Linked DNA regions of Homo sapiens: all the other regions are linked to region 1. The links are chromatin contacts, found by Hi-C or POLR2A ChIA-PET in ENCODE. All regions are on one chromosome and are shown on one strand. The core of a region is the stretch at or near the end of the contact, and the rest is flanking DNA. Distances in the headings are between cores, read along the strand shown. Region 1 holds the start of ATF7IP (activating transcription factor 7 interacting protein). Region 2 overlaps PTPRO (protein tyrosine phosphatase receptor type O). Region 3 holds the start of EPS8 (EGFR pathway substrate 8, signaling adaptor).

The links. Hi-C counts contacts between places; a loop is a spot of excess contacts on that map. ChIA-PET counts read pairs that join two places held with the same protein, here RNA polymerase II (POLR2A). Pooled maps may share reads with other maps.
Region 2: a pooled map shows a loop between it and region 1 (5-fold over the local background). The contact joins the enhancer-like site here to the promoter of ATF7IP in region 1. A Hi-C loop is called at or near these places in 1 of 168 maps with a recorded cell type or tissue (naive thymus-derived CD4-positive, alpha-beta T cell) and 7 of 50 pooled maps. POLR2A ChIA-PET finds 5 or more read pairs at or near these places in 3 of 52 experiments (CD4-positive, alpha-beta T cell, naive thymus-derived CD4-positive, alpha-beta T cell and naive thymus-derived CD8-positive, alpha-beta T cell).
Region 3: a loop to region 1 is called in a map of CD8-positive, alpha-beta T cell, with 8 times the contacts of the local background. The contact joins the promoter of EPS8 here to the promoter of ATF7IP in region 1. A Hi-C loop is called at or near these places in 2 of 168 maps with a recorded cell type or tissue (CD8-positive, alpha-beta T cell and naive thymus-derived CD4-positive, alpha-beta T cell) and 10 of 50 pooled maps. POLR2A ChIA-PET finds 5 or more read pairs at or near these places in 1 of 52 experiments (CD4-positive, alpha-beta T cell).

What each region holds. Positions count from the first base shown.
Region 1 is chr12:14,363,208-14,367,081 of GRCh38, reverse strand. ATF7IP (activating transcription factor 7 interacting protein) reads right to left here and starts at 1,400. Exons shown (of 15, transcript NM_018179.5): 1 at 1,255-1,400. LOC124902884 (a long non-coding RNA gene) reads left to right here. Exons shown (of 2, transcript XR_007063220.1): 1 at 1-1,733. RefSeq lists enhancers at 1,181-1,240, 1,711-1,770, 1,002-1,819.
Region 2 is chr12:15,532,116-15,536,029 of GRCh38, reverse strand. All of the region lies in intron 12 of PTPRO (protein tyrosine phosphatase receptor type O), which reads right to left. Among named protein-coding and RNA genes, the nearest start is that of PTPRO, 210 kb to the right of the region's middle. RefSeq lists enhancers at 1-1,067, 1,483-1,572. Within about 2 kb of position 1,574, at least 7 of the 41 ENCODE cell types and tissues checked have a DNase peak (open chromatin) inside an H3K27ac peak, as active enhancers do.
Region 3 is chr12:15,786,513-15,791,030 of GRCh38, reverse strand. EPS8 (EGFR pathway substrate 8, signaling adaptor) reads left to right here and starts at 1,643. Exons shown (of 21, transcript NM_004447.6): 1 at 1,643-1,870. RefSeq lists silencers at 1,436-1,785, 2,046-2,165, 2,496-2,575.

The sequences.
Region 1 (3,874 bases), core at 151-2,650:
TAAGAAAGAATTTGCACAACGGGAGAATCATATCAAATCTTATATAACTTCCCCCAATTGTGTTACATAAGATTTAACTATAGTTGACACTACCATTTTAAACTAATCAGTAGCATATTTATAATTACCTTCCCTAAAAAACTATTAATAAAACCAGGAGCACACTTACAATTAAAAAATCAAACACAACTGTATCTTACACACATGCATACAGTACAGTGTTTAAAAGAAAAAAACAGATTTTTTTTATTAATGGTCCACTTTCTTCAAAGAGGCCTCAGGGTAATGGATGTTCTTTCTAGAATTCTTCATCAGAAAAATTTACCAAATAAATGTTATAGCTTACATATCATAGCAAACAAAAATGCTAAGAAAATGAGTTGATTAATTTCAAAAGTAACAATAATCTAGCTGAAGCAGTAATGAACAAGTCACCTAAGAAACTTAAAACATGTAAAATTCAAATGCCCAGAAACATACAAACTGATTAAAATTAAAACTTTATTTACTTAGGATCAAACATTTAAAACCAAAATAATCCTCAGATTGAGATTTCATTTTCGATTATACTGTAATTTCTTCCACTATTCCCGTTCCCCCAATATTCCCAAAACTAAAATTGTTTCTGTTTTGTAAACATTCCACACATCCATAACAGAACAGGTAAAAATAGGGTTAAAAATGTATTTGCAAATATGCAGTTCAAATAAATGCACTTCCCGTGAGAACACCACTAGGTGCTGATCTTTACCACCGTAAATATAAACCTGAATCCAGTAATACTTTAAAACTGAAATTATAATCAAGAACCACAAATGAAAATCATTTTTACAGAAAATTAAGTCCACAATTTTTCAAAAAATCGAAAAAACAGAGAAGAGCTTGAGGTCGGCCCAGGAGTACAACATTAGAGTAATGTTTTTCTTGAAAATTGTGAGAATTTAAGGTTAACACAAAGAAACCCCTCAAGAACGAGGAAAATTAAATCTAGAACCCAAATGGCGTCCAACAAGAACATTAGATCTTGAAAATGAATATTGCGCTTGCGCAGCCACCGCCCCGCCAGCTGCACAACTGCAGCTAGAGCCCGACCCCGCAAGATCACGTGCTCCCATGCAGCGCCGCCCGCAGCTCCGCAACCGCGCAGGCGCAGACACAACTCCCGCAGCCGCCATAATGCGGTCTTGACTCTTCAGAAATACAATAGTAATTTAAGAAAATGTGGTTTTAACAGCCCCTGGGATTCACATATACCTTTTGGGGCGGAAGCTGAGGGAGGGGGAACCAAGTTCCTTCCTACAGAGCCGTCCCGCGCAGCCGTCCCCGACGTTGCCGCCTCAGCTTTTCGCGCGCTTCAGTCGCCGCGCCGCCGCTGCCACCGCCGCCGCCTCCGCAGATTCAAAAACAAACCCGCTTCTCCCTTGCACGCGCCGGGGCCGTTATGCAAATTAATATGGGCGGGGCTCCGGGGGGTCGTGCTATGTACCCCGCCCACTGTGCTATCAGCCAATAAGCTCAAGGACTAGCCATTCCCCATGCAAATTCTGGTTTTTTATTTGAATGAGGGACATTGGCCCCGCCTCCTGCGTGGAAAAGAGAAGGAAGCCCGAGGTGGTGGCGCTGCGTCTCTCAGTTGCAGTGTGAGGTGTGTTTTTTGAGTGGATCTTCCTCAATCAATAAGTAGCACTTTGTGAGCGCCCTCTATGAGGCTTAGAAAAGAAAGAAGGAAGGAGGTAGGTGAGAGTTTAAAGAGCAGAGGGAAAGATTTTCATAAAAGCCAGGAGTATGTTGATTTATTCATCATTTATGTTTTAAATTCACAGAATGTACTTTGAATTGTATTAATAATGAAGGAATGAAAAAAACATACTTTCTTTCAGTTGCTTGGTAACAGAGCAAGCACTTTTTATCATACTCTCTCACCAGAAGTTGTATTCATCCCATTTATTCAATTTCATGCTGGGAGTCGGCCTTTAATGAATTCCACAGGAGGTAGTGGACAAGTCACTGCCTTACTGGTTAAGAGATCTGGGTTCAAGTTCAACTACTGCAGCTTCCTTGCCGGTTCCTCGGAATAAGTGTGTTACTCAGTTTTCTCACCTGTATAATGGCAATCATGACTATAGTTGAACTAGGTTGGAAGCACTAAATGATAGAATAAATGTACATATGTTTTGGCCAGGTGCCGTGGCTCAGGCCTGTAATCCCAGCACTTTGGAAGTCTGAGGGGGGGTGGATCACCTGAGGTCAGGAGATCAAGACCAGCCTGGCCAACATAGTGAAACCCCGTCTCTACTAAAATTACAAAAATTAGCTAGGCATGGTGGTGCGTGCCTGTAATCCCAACTACTCAGGAGGCTGAGGCAGGAGAGTTGCTTGAACTGGGACCTGGGAGGCCGAGATTGCAGTGAGCGAAGATCTCACCACTGCACTCCAGCCTGGGCTACAGAGCAAGACCCCTTATCAAAAAAAAAAAAAAAAAAAAAGAATAAAAGTACATATGTTTTGCAAGGCAAGAATAGCCTGAAAATAATATTAGATGGTACCGTGTGGTTATTGTTTTTTTATGTAACTTCTCATTATATGAATGTATTGGTTCAGTATTTATTTAGCAATCACTGTGTTGTAGATCTGTTAGGTGCCTGTCCTCAAGAAATCTGTACTCTAGTGAAGAAGACAGAAAACTGAACAAGAAATTTTTGTAACTAATAAGAAATTAGAATAGGGTTGTTAATACTTATTTTTATAACTGGAACCATTCAATTTACTTAAAATATAAGGTGGCCTTTAGAAATATCACCTAGGGCCGGGTGCAGTGGCTCACGCCTGTAATCCCAGCACTTTGGGAGGCCGAGGCGGGCAGACCATGAGGTCAGGAGATCGAGACCATCCTGGGTAACATGGTGAAACCCCGCCTCTACTAAAAATACAAAAAAAAAAAAATTAGCTAGTCGTGGTGGCACGCGCCTGTAGTCCTAGCTACTCGGGAGGCTGAAGCAGGAGAATCACTTGAACCCGGGAGGCAGAGGTTGCAGTGAGCCAAGATCACGCCACTGCACTCCAGCCTGGGCAACAGAGTGAGACTCCATCTCGAAGAAAAAAAAAAGAAATATCACCTAATCCAGACCTAGAGAATTAGAAAAGCCTTCCTAGAAGAGGTCATCTCTATCATGATAAATGATTTAATTAATTTTTTGCCTAAAAGTTGGACCTCATTGGGACAGCAATGAGGAATCATTTAAAAGGTTTTAAGTCGGGATATAACACAATTAAATTTGCATTGTTTAATCGCTAAATGTTGTAACATCATTAGCACAGTCCTTAGCATATACTCAATAAATTATAGATGCTCAATTATAATTTATTTATTATAATTTTCATAGTACATCAGTGCTCAATTATAAGTAGATGCTCAGAAAATTAGAAATATTGATATTAAATGTTACACTCCATAATAATAAGAGAAATTGGATTGGAATACTAGAGCCCATTATGTTTCTCTTTTTATGTCTTCTGTAAGCATATAAAAAAGAATCATTTTTATAATAGTCTATTCTTTTTTTTTTTTTTGAGACAGAGTCTTGCTCTGTTGCCCAGGCTACAATGCAGTGGCGTGATCTCAGCTCACTGCAACCACCACATCCCGGGTTCAAGCAATTCTCCTGCCTCAGCCTCCTGAGTAGCTGAAATTACAGGCGTCCACCACCGCGCCCAGCTAATTTTTGTGTTTTTAGTAGAGACAGGATTTCACCATCTTGGCCAGGCTGGTCTCAAACTCCTGACCTCATGATCCACCCGCCTCGGCCTCCCAAAGTGCTGGGATTAAAGGCGTGAGCCACCACATCTGGCCTTCTTTCTTTTTTTTTTTTTTTTT
Region 2 (3,914 bases), core at 325-2,824, 1.2 Mb before region 1:
TTTATTAGCTTCTTTCTAGCTGACTGGCAGCCTACAGATTTCTATGTATCTATAACCATATTTGAGAGAGACAGAGAGAAAAAGCCTACTATCCCCCAAATACTTAACATTTCAAAGTATTTTGATTTTTTTCTTGTCCATAGCCAAATTATGTTTTAAAGATTTCTAATCTCTATAAAGGTTTGTATGAGTAAGATTAAGAAAATCAAGCCAATGTCCCTAAGACCAAATTCCAAAGAGGAACGGAAAGTCACAAAAGTGGGTATGAGGCTCCTCCCTGTTCTGTTAAATTTTTTAATAGAAAAAATGAAGTTTGAAGGAAAAAGGCCACACCCCAGTCCAGGAATAGAAGCAGCAGATGGATAAAAAGTACGAAATGACTGTTTCTGGACCAAGACCTAGCAATGTATAAAGCGTGTCACATTTCTCTAAGCGCCAGCTTGTTCAAATGAGGACATAGCACTGAATTATCTCCAAAAGCTCTCCTAGCACTAAAGTTATATGATTCCTTATCTCGAACGTGCCCGAACATGTCTGTGGTCAGGATAAAGCATAAGTTTGATGATGGTGGTGTGCAATTCTGTTTTTGTTTTGTTTTGTTTTGTTTTCTCTGACCTCCTTAGCTGTTCCTTTCCACTCTCTCTTTCTGATGCTTCCTGCTAAGCTGAATTTCTAACTGCTGGGGTGGCTCCTCTAGAGTTGATCCAGGGCTTCTCTTTTCTTCCCTGTCTTTACTTACTACTTGGTGATTTCATCCAGACACTTCCAAATTTATATTTCCAGCCCAGAATTCTCCCCTGGCCTTCACATCTGCACCGGGATATCCAATAATCATTTTAAATTTGTTTACATCCAAAGAAGAATCCTTGATTCTTACTTCACCCTAAATGTCCTCCTCCTGTAGTTTTACTAGTCATCTCAATCTCAGTGAATTGCGCCACCATTTGTCCTAGTTGCTCAAGGGTGAAGCCTGGGAGTCATTAATTTCCCTTTCCCTCACTTCGTGTTTCTGCCGTATCAGAAAGTTCTGTGGACACAACCTCCAAAAGAGCTCCTGAATTCTGTCCACTTCTCTTCATCTCCATTACAACCACCGTAGTCAAAGTTACCATCACTCTCTTGCAACTTCTTTGAATTAGAATATAATTTTTAAAGCTGGCACAAATAGCCCCTTAATTAGTTCCCCTACTTTCATTGTTGATACAATAATCCCTTTCTCATTAAGCAACCAGAGGGATTGTTTTAAATGTAAATCGGACTGTTTATTTTAAGTTCTCTAAATGGCCCTTCATTACTCTGAAGATAATATTCCAACTGCATGCCTTAAAAGATCTATACTCAGGCCTGCCTGTTCCCTCTGTCTGGCATCCTCCTTCTTGGCCTTTTTGTGGCTGGTTCTTCTTGTTATTCAGACCATAGCCTCCATGGCTTCCTCAAAGAAAGCTTTGACCACACAGTCATTCTGCACCACATTTCCCTGTTGTAGAGCACTGTACAGCACTATTACCATCTTCCCCTTCACTAGATCATAAGCTCCTTGTGAACAGAAAGTGAAAGTAGCGCTCTGGGTTCATTACCATCACGACTACCACAAGTACTCTGGCATCTGAGTAGTACTTAGAAGGTTCTTAATATATATTAGTTAAATGGATTGATGAATGGATATTCTATTACCAGAGAGCTATTTGTGATGTGTCCAACACGTCTCATTCCTGTTTTTTCTTTCCTTTCTTTTTCTTTTTTTTAAGGTTGGGAAACTGATTATCTTATGTAGACTTAACATGTCCTCTTAAAGTTGGCCCAGGGATCCAGGTTGATTCACCAAGACTAGAAGATAGTAATGACTGACTGTCAAAGGGACCTGTCACCACATACCACCAAAGTTTCGTGAAACTGCTGGCAACCTAAAATTCCTAATGGGATGGTTGGTTCAACATCCTGGGAAAAGCACCATTATTGGTGCATTTCTTTTTATGGATGTTTATTGATGATACAATGTTGAGAATTATTGGCAACTGTTTGAGGGCTCTCTACCCTTGCACATGACACATTAGATTAATTTATATGATACTGGACTCATTGGTAGTTTGGTTTCTTTCTATAGAGGTAGAACCTACCCTCCATGACACAGGAGTCATTCAGAGGCATTCTAAAGAGGCCTCTATTATAGATAAATTGAACTGCAGGTTAGCCCAACCAGTTACGGCCCCAGCTTTAACAATGGCATTCTGATTCAAACATGCTCTGAAAAATCTGTGCCAAAGTTGTATTTTTCTTTAAAGGAGAATGACTATGACTTCTATATATATCAAAATGAATGCTGGGAAGAAACATAAAACAACTAGAATGAAAGTTCTGTAAAAAACACACACAAACACACACAAAACCTGCAATTCAGGTACTACTAAAGCAAGATATTATTTCACTTCTCTGAAAGGTTAAACTTGTTCCGATTAAATATTAACTGCAATACTATGTTCAACTTTGAGGTCCGCAATTTCAATTCATTCAACAGTATCTGTTAAGCAGTTATAGGTGTTCAGGCATTGTGTTATATAAAATGGAAAGGGCTTATATACACAATAACATGATTAGTAGAACAGATCTTTTGACTAAAGGATAAAAACCAACATTATATGTTTTCAAGAAAATAAGAAAGGCACATCATAAAAAGATTGTCTTGTCTACAGAGAGGAATAAGATAGAAACAATATTCCATTTGATATTTAAGATACCAATAAGAAAAAGGTTATTGATCCTAAGGGTTACATTAACTAGAAATAATTTCCATGAAAACTCAACTTTCCTTCTTGTAAAGTTTAAATAAATTTTCCAAGCTGGTTTACATAGTCCATTCTATTATCAGGGAGACATGGAGACTCCAAACATTTTGATAAGTTTGGGAAACTATCATGGTTTTAACTCACAGTCCTATGTAGATACAGTTGTACTAGTTCATGACTTTGACTCATATTCCTGAGGCACCTTCGACCATGATGTCACATAGAAATTTCAGTGAAGTATCCAATAGGCCCACTAAATGCTACTTTGATAAGACCACCTCTGAACTTAAATTTTAAGGGAGACTGAAAAACCAAATGAGTTGGAGAAAGCTGCTAGGACCTGAGAAACACTTAATAGCTTCCTGTATTAGTAAAGCTTGGAAAAAGGAAGACATTGGGAATATGAGCTCAATCTTCAAGTAATTACAGTTACCTGGAAATGAGTTTTTGAACGGCCCTTTACACCCACAGAGGTCAGAGTCAGAGATAATGGCTGGAATTGGTAGACAGGCAACTTTTTTCTTAATAGAAAGATTATGCAAAGTTGGAAGTTGGTGCTCTCCACATTCGTAGAATTTAAGTATAGACCACAAGGGAGGAAGAGCAGATTGCCTTCAGTGCAGGAAAGGTAAGAGACAACCCTTGATCCTCAATTGGGGCACTAGTGCCCCCTTGAGGGTGTTTGAAAGTTTGGAGGAATGTTTTTATTAGTCACAGCAGAGGGAATTAGCTGTTCTTTTGTGGTCAGGACTTAGAAATGCTAGCCGTCCTGGAATTATTAAGAGGACACCAAAAGACAAATTGTCCCATGTCCCACATCCCACATGACTTTCAAATGTCATACCAGAGAAAATCCACCATAAGTGTAAATTGCAAGTACTTTGCTACATAATATTGAAAGTTTTTAAAAAGAAATTAAGTAAAATAATTTAGAAGAAAGTTGTCATGAAAAGGCATATTTAAATCCAATTAAGATAGTATTTAAAATTATAAATTATTCAATATTATAATTTTTACTTCCATAGTGTCTAATCAACACATCACATATTTCCAAATTACCTATACAATTTTAAAGTATTTCAGCACAAAAACTTAGCTTTTGTCTTGGCAAATAGGAGACAAAGAAATTTA
Region 3 (4,518 bases), core at 394-2,893, 1.4 Mb before region 1:
TCAAAACACATTCAAAGCAAGGTGAATAGTGTGATTATGGCAGCTCACTGCTATTTGAAAAACACTTAAAAGAGAATTTTTGAAGAAATGTATTAGATCTGTTGGTTACTTAATAGTTGCCCCTACTATTTCAAGGCTTGCAGTGTCTATAAAGAATGAGATTCATATTGTGTTGTTCCTAGGGGCAGAACCAAGACCAGTAGTATCAGGGAAGTTGATTTGATGTTCATAAATGATACAGGCTATAGTGTTAAGCAGACCTGGTTGTTAATTCTGGCGTCAGCATTGGCTTTGGCAAAAAGAAGGAAACTTCTGGGTTTCATTTTCCTAATGTGTTTAATAGGTATAATAAGGCCCATCTCATTTTAAGGACTAGGAATAATGTGTGTAAGTTGCTCAGTTCCTGGCATAGGTAAATATTCAACAAATAATCATGGTTATATGTAATGATAAAAATAGAAATTTACAACATTGGAAATGTTCAAGTGGATAGTGGTCTGGTGGAAATATTGGAGAGAGTATTCCCACTTAAAATAGGGGACTGGACTTAGCCGTTATATCGATTCCAACTTTTAGAATGGTTTGAATGTCCACCTTGGCATGTTACGTCGTTTCTCCCTGACTGTGCTTTTATTTGCTTCACAAAGCAAGCAAGTCCAATCTCTTTTAACCAAGTTTAATTTATAGGCTTTCGTGGACTTCTGGAAGTCAACTGACTTCGAAGTTAGGACAGCATGGGGGGATTGGGGGAGTAGCTATGACAATGAGGAGTTTTAAGAGTGAGAAAACACAATGTCTATGAGAACATGGACTTCTCTTTTAGAGGCTCCATGAGCTACTCAGAGAGGAGGTTATGAGGGTTGGTTAAGGTACGAGAGGCACAAAGTGAAAGAAGCCTCCACTACTTCAAACCACATCAGGGCTTTTGGCAAGAGCTACATGAAAAATAGGCTCACAGGCAGCCTGGCGAGGCGGGTCTGGGCTTGCAGGCTGGCGCTAAGGACCGGCAGTTGGGAGACTCTCAGGGACCCGATGGAGGGCCTTGGGCACCACCAGTTTACCGCATGGGTTGGAGAGACAAAAAAAGAGGAGAGCGACAAAAGGGGGAAAATAGGTCCGATGATCAGAGGAGGAAGACGAAGGCTGGCTGGTCATTAGATGCGTCTTGTTTGCCGCCAAAGGGCAGGGGTTACGAGCTGTGCAGCCAGACTGGGTGTTGCAACCCGAGCGCTCCCTCCGCCCGGGGCGTCCATCCTCGCCGGGGGCGAAGCTCTCCACACGCTCTTTGCCCCTTCCTGCGCCTCCTGGCTGCTAGTCAGTCCTGTTAGGGCACTTCTGGAAACCTGCTGTCGACTCGCTGCCTTGGTCCGACTTTGATCGCGGCCTTGATAACTTGGCGCAGCGCCCCGTCTCCTTTCCTCCGGTCCCTCTCCCGCCCACCCGGCCTCACCGGCCACTTCGCCTCAAGCGCTGGAGTCGACCAGAACTCTGCGGCTCGGCTGCCGGCAAGACCCGGATAGCGGATTTCGCTCCTGGCTGCGGGGCGCGCACTCGCCCGCCCGCCCGCTCGCTCGTTCCTCGCGCGGGCACTGGGCATGCGCGGCGCGCGGTTGGCACTGGCTGCGAGCGGGCGGGCGGCTCCAGACTTCACAGGCAGCAGCTAGCGAGGCGGTCTCGCCCGGCGCGAGGCCGGCGCTGTGCTCGCCTCGGAGATCGCTGCTCTTTAGCTGGGTGCAGAAGGCGGCTCCGCGGCTCGCGGACGACTGGCTGGGCGCGAATCAGATTGGGGGGCTTTCTCCCGGTCCCCTCCCACCTCGTCTGGGCTCGCGGCGTCTCCGGGGAAAGCCGTGGCCCCGAGGGCGGATCCGAGGTAAGAGCCCCTTGGCGAAAGGCGCCGGTCCCGGGGTCCGGCGGCTTTGACTTTCTCGATTTTAAAAATCCGCCTTTGTGTGCTGGAATCGGAGCGGTGCCAGGAGCCGCGTCCGCCTCCCTTCACTTTGACTGCTTTCAACTGGTGTTGGCAGCCAGGTGCGGTAGGGCGCTGCGGCCGGAGGCGTCCGCTCGCCGGGTCCGGGCAAGCTGTGGGGCCCGTGCAGACCCGCGCCCAGGGCTCCGGGAGGCTGGGCAGGGAGGGTTCGCCGTGGCCCAGTGATATTCATGGTAACCTGAGCTTCCGCAGATACACCTGCGCTCATCTGGTCCGTGGGGCGACTGCAGACCGAGTATCCCGATCTCGGCTTATTACGTTAGACTTGGGATTTGTGCGCTGCTCTGCCAACCCGCCTCAAATGGGGAGGGGTTCTTTTCAAAATGACCCTTTAGGGCAGGGTCCCACCCCCGTTTACCCCCTCGAATTAACATAGCTAATTGTTTCGGAATCGTTGTCAATGCCTAATGGCTGTTGACTTTCTTAGCTTGCTCCACTTTACTCACCATTTTACTTTTGGGAAGACAGACGGCCTTTCTCCGGTTGTGGTCAGTTCATGCATTTGAAAGGGGTTTCCCCACCCATGTACTCCCTGCCCTCTCCGATGTTCTCACTCTTACTTTCCTTCCTAGGACTACCTGTTTGCAAAATCTTTGCACCGACCGTTCTCCGGCAGTGTTTCTCAAATCCTCCTCCTCCCATAGGGCCCGTAGTACTGTTGGAATCTCGCGGGGGGCAGGACGCCGTGGTTAGGATTTGAAATCCGCAGACATCTAGAGCGGTGAAGGATTAGGAATTAGAATCCTCCTTTACAAAATATGTTTCAGTGAAATGTGTTACTGCTTCTCTTTTCAAGGTTTCTTGCCTTAGATAGTAAGGGGAATAGGTAAAAGAGCTAATATGTTAGGATGAGTTCAGGTAAAACTTGATTTCAGATGTGTGAAGAGTGTGACTTTTTGGCTTTGTCATTTTTGGGAAATAGGAGAGTTAGGATTCCGGGCAATCTTCTTTATATTGAAAAAGCCCCTCAAAGTAACTGTGTTGTGTATTGCCTCTAGTTTATTTTCATTGAAAGGACTCCATTCTTCCACAGCTCCTTGGGTTCTGGAAAGTGAGCACTAGTAATGGACGTCATGTGGTAGTGAGTCTATTGGAATTAAAGTCAATGTCATCCTGTCTCACCTAGTATAGATTTTTTGTTTGGGATCGCAGTTTTCTAAACATATTGCTGTAGTTCTTAAGTTGCTGGTGTGGAAAATTTTTGGTCACGAATTCACACTTTTACTTACAATTTGACAGTTAAAACAGTATAGAATTGTCACATAAAGGGTAAGGTAGAATGTATCACAAATGCAATAGTGATAATATAATGCCTTTATTGCAGAATACACAGATTGAGACTTTGTAAGATTGCACCACAAGTCATTCACTTTATAGCAGAAAAAAAAGAAGGAAAATATAATTTGCTTTTAATTCTACTATTCTGAGATAACCGCTGTTTACAAGACTTGGTGCATTCTCTTTGTAATTTTTTTCACTTCCCAATGTCATTGAATATTATATAGTAATTTCCAGTAAGTGTAATTTAACTTATACTGTTAGTAGCCCCACTCTTAATAGGGTGATGTTTCTTTTGTTTCCTGTCAGGAACCTAATGTCTAATTTTGAATATTTTGCTTGTTTGTGATCAAACTTAAAGATTTATTTTGTTTTTATTTCTAGCTTTTTCCTGCTTTCAAGGTTTTATCAATACTGATTCTTTTCAGATACCAGTTCTTTTCTATGCTATGGCATAGGCTTGCTACTCTCTACTTTGTGTTTATTACATTCCAAATCCTAGTTATTTTCTTACACTCTGTTTCACACCCTTTACCCTACTGCTTTTTATTCTTCTCTCTACTCCCTTCTTTTACATACCTCTTTTAATTCTGCAGCAGGTCACTTGAACCAAGGTTTGTATAAGAAAACATAGTATCCAGAATAGGAAATGATAGGTTTTTAAAAGTTGTCTCTTTAAATACTTGAAGTTCTATTGGATGAATATTTTAACACTGATTTATGTAATATTTATATACAACTCAGCTTTCCTGAGTTGTGTGAAACATACTTGGTAGTTACACGGATCATCACAAAACAACATAAGTTAATGATAAGGTACAAACTTTTGGACATCTGTAGAGGTATGTCGGGGGAAAAAGTGGAATTTTAATTAAAGTATTCTGGCTATAGTAAATCCCTCCTGGGAATTATTAATACTACATGAAATTGTTTGCAGCTGTTAGTGATTGAAAATATTTTTGTAAGAAAAATTCTGCATTGGAATAGTTGCAAACATTTTAAGTTGAATATATGCAAGAAAGTTTAAGGGTCTTCAGTGCTTCACTACAACCTTTTCAGTATTTTCTAGATGTATTCCTAAATGGGATTTAAAAAAATAGACCTTATTTCTCAGAAGTTTTGGATTTACAGGAAAGCTACAAATACGGTGTCTATATACCCCCATACCAGCTTCCCCTCTTATTAACATCTTGTATTATTGGTATTTGTTACTATTAATGAACCAGTATCAGTACATTAGTATTAACAAAGTT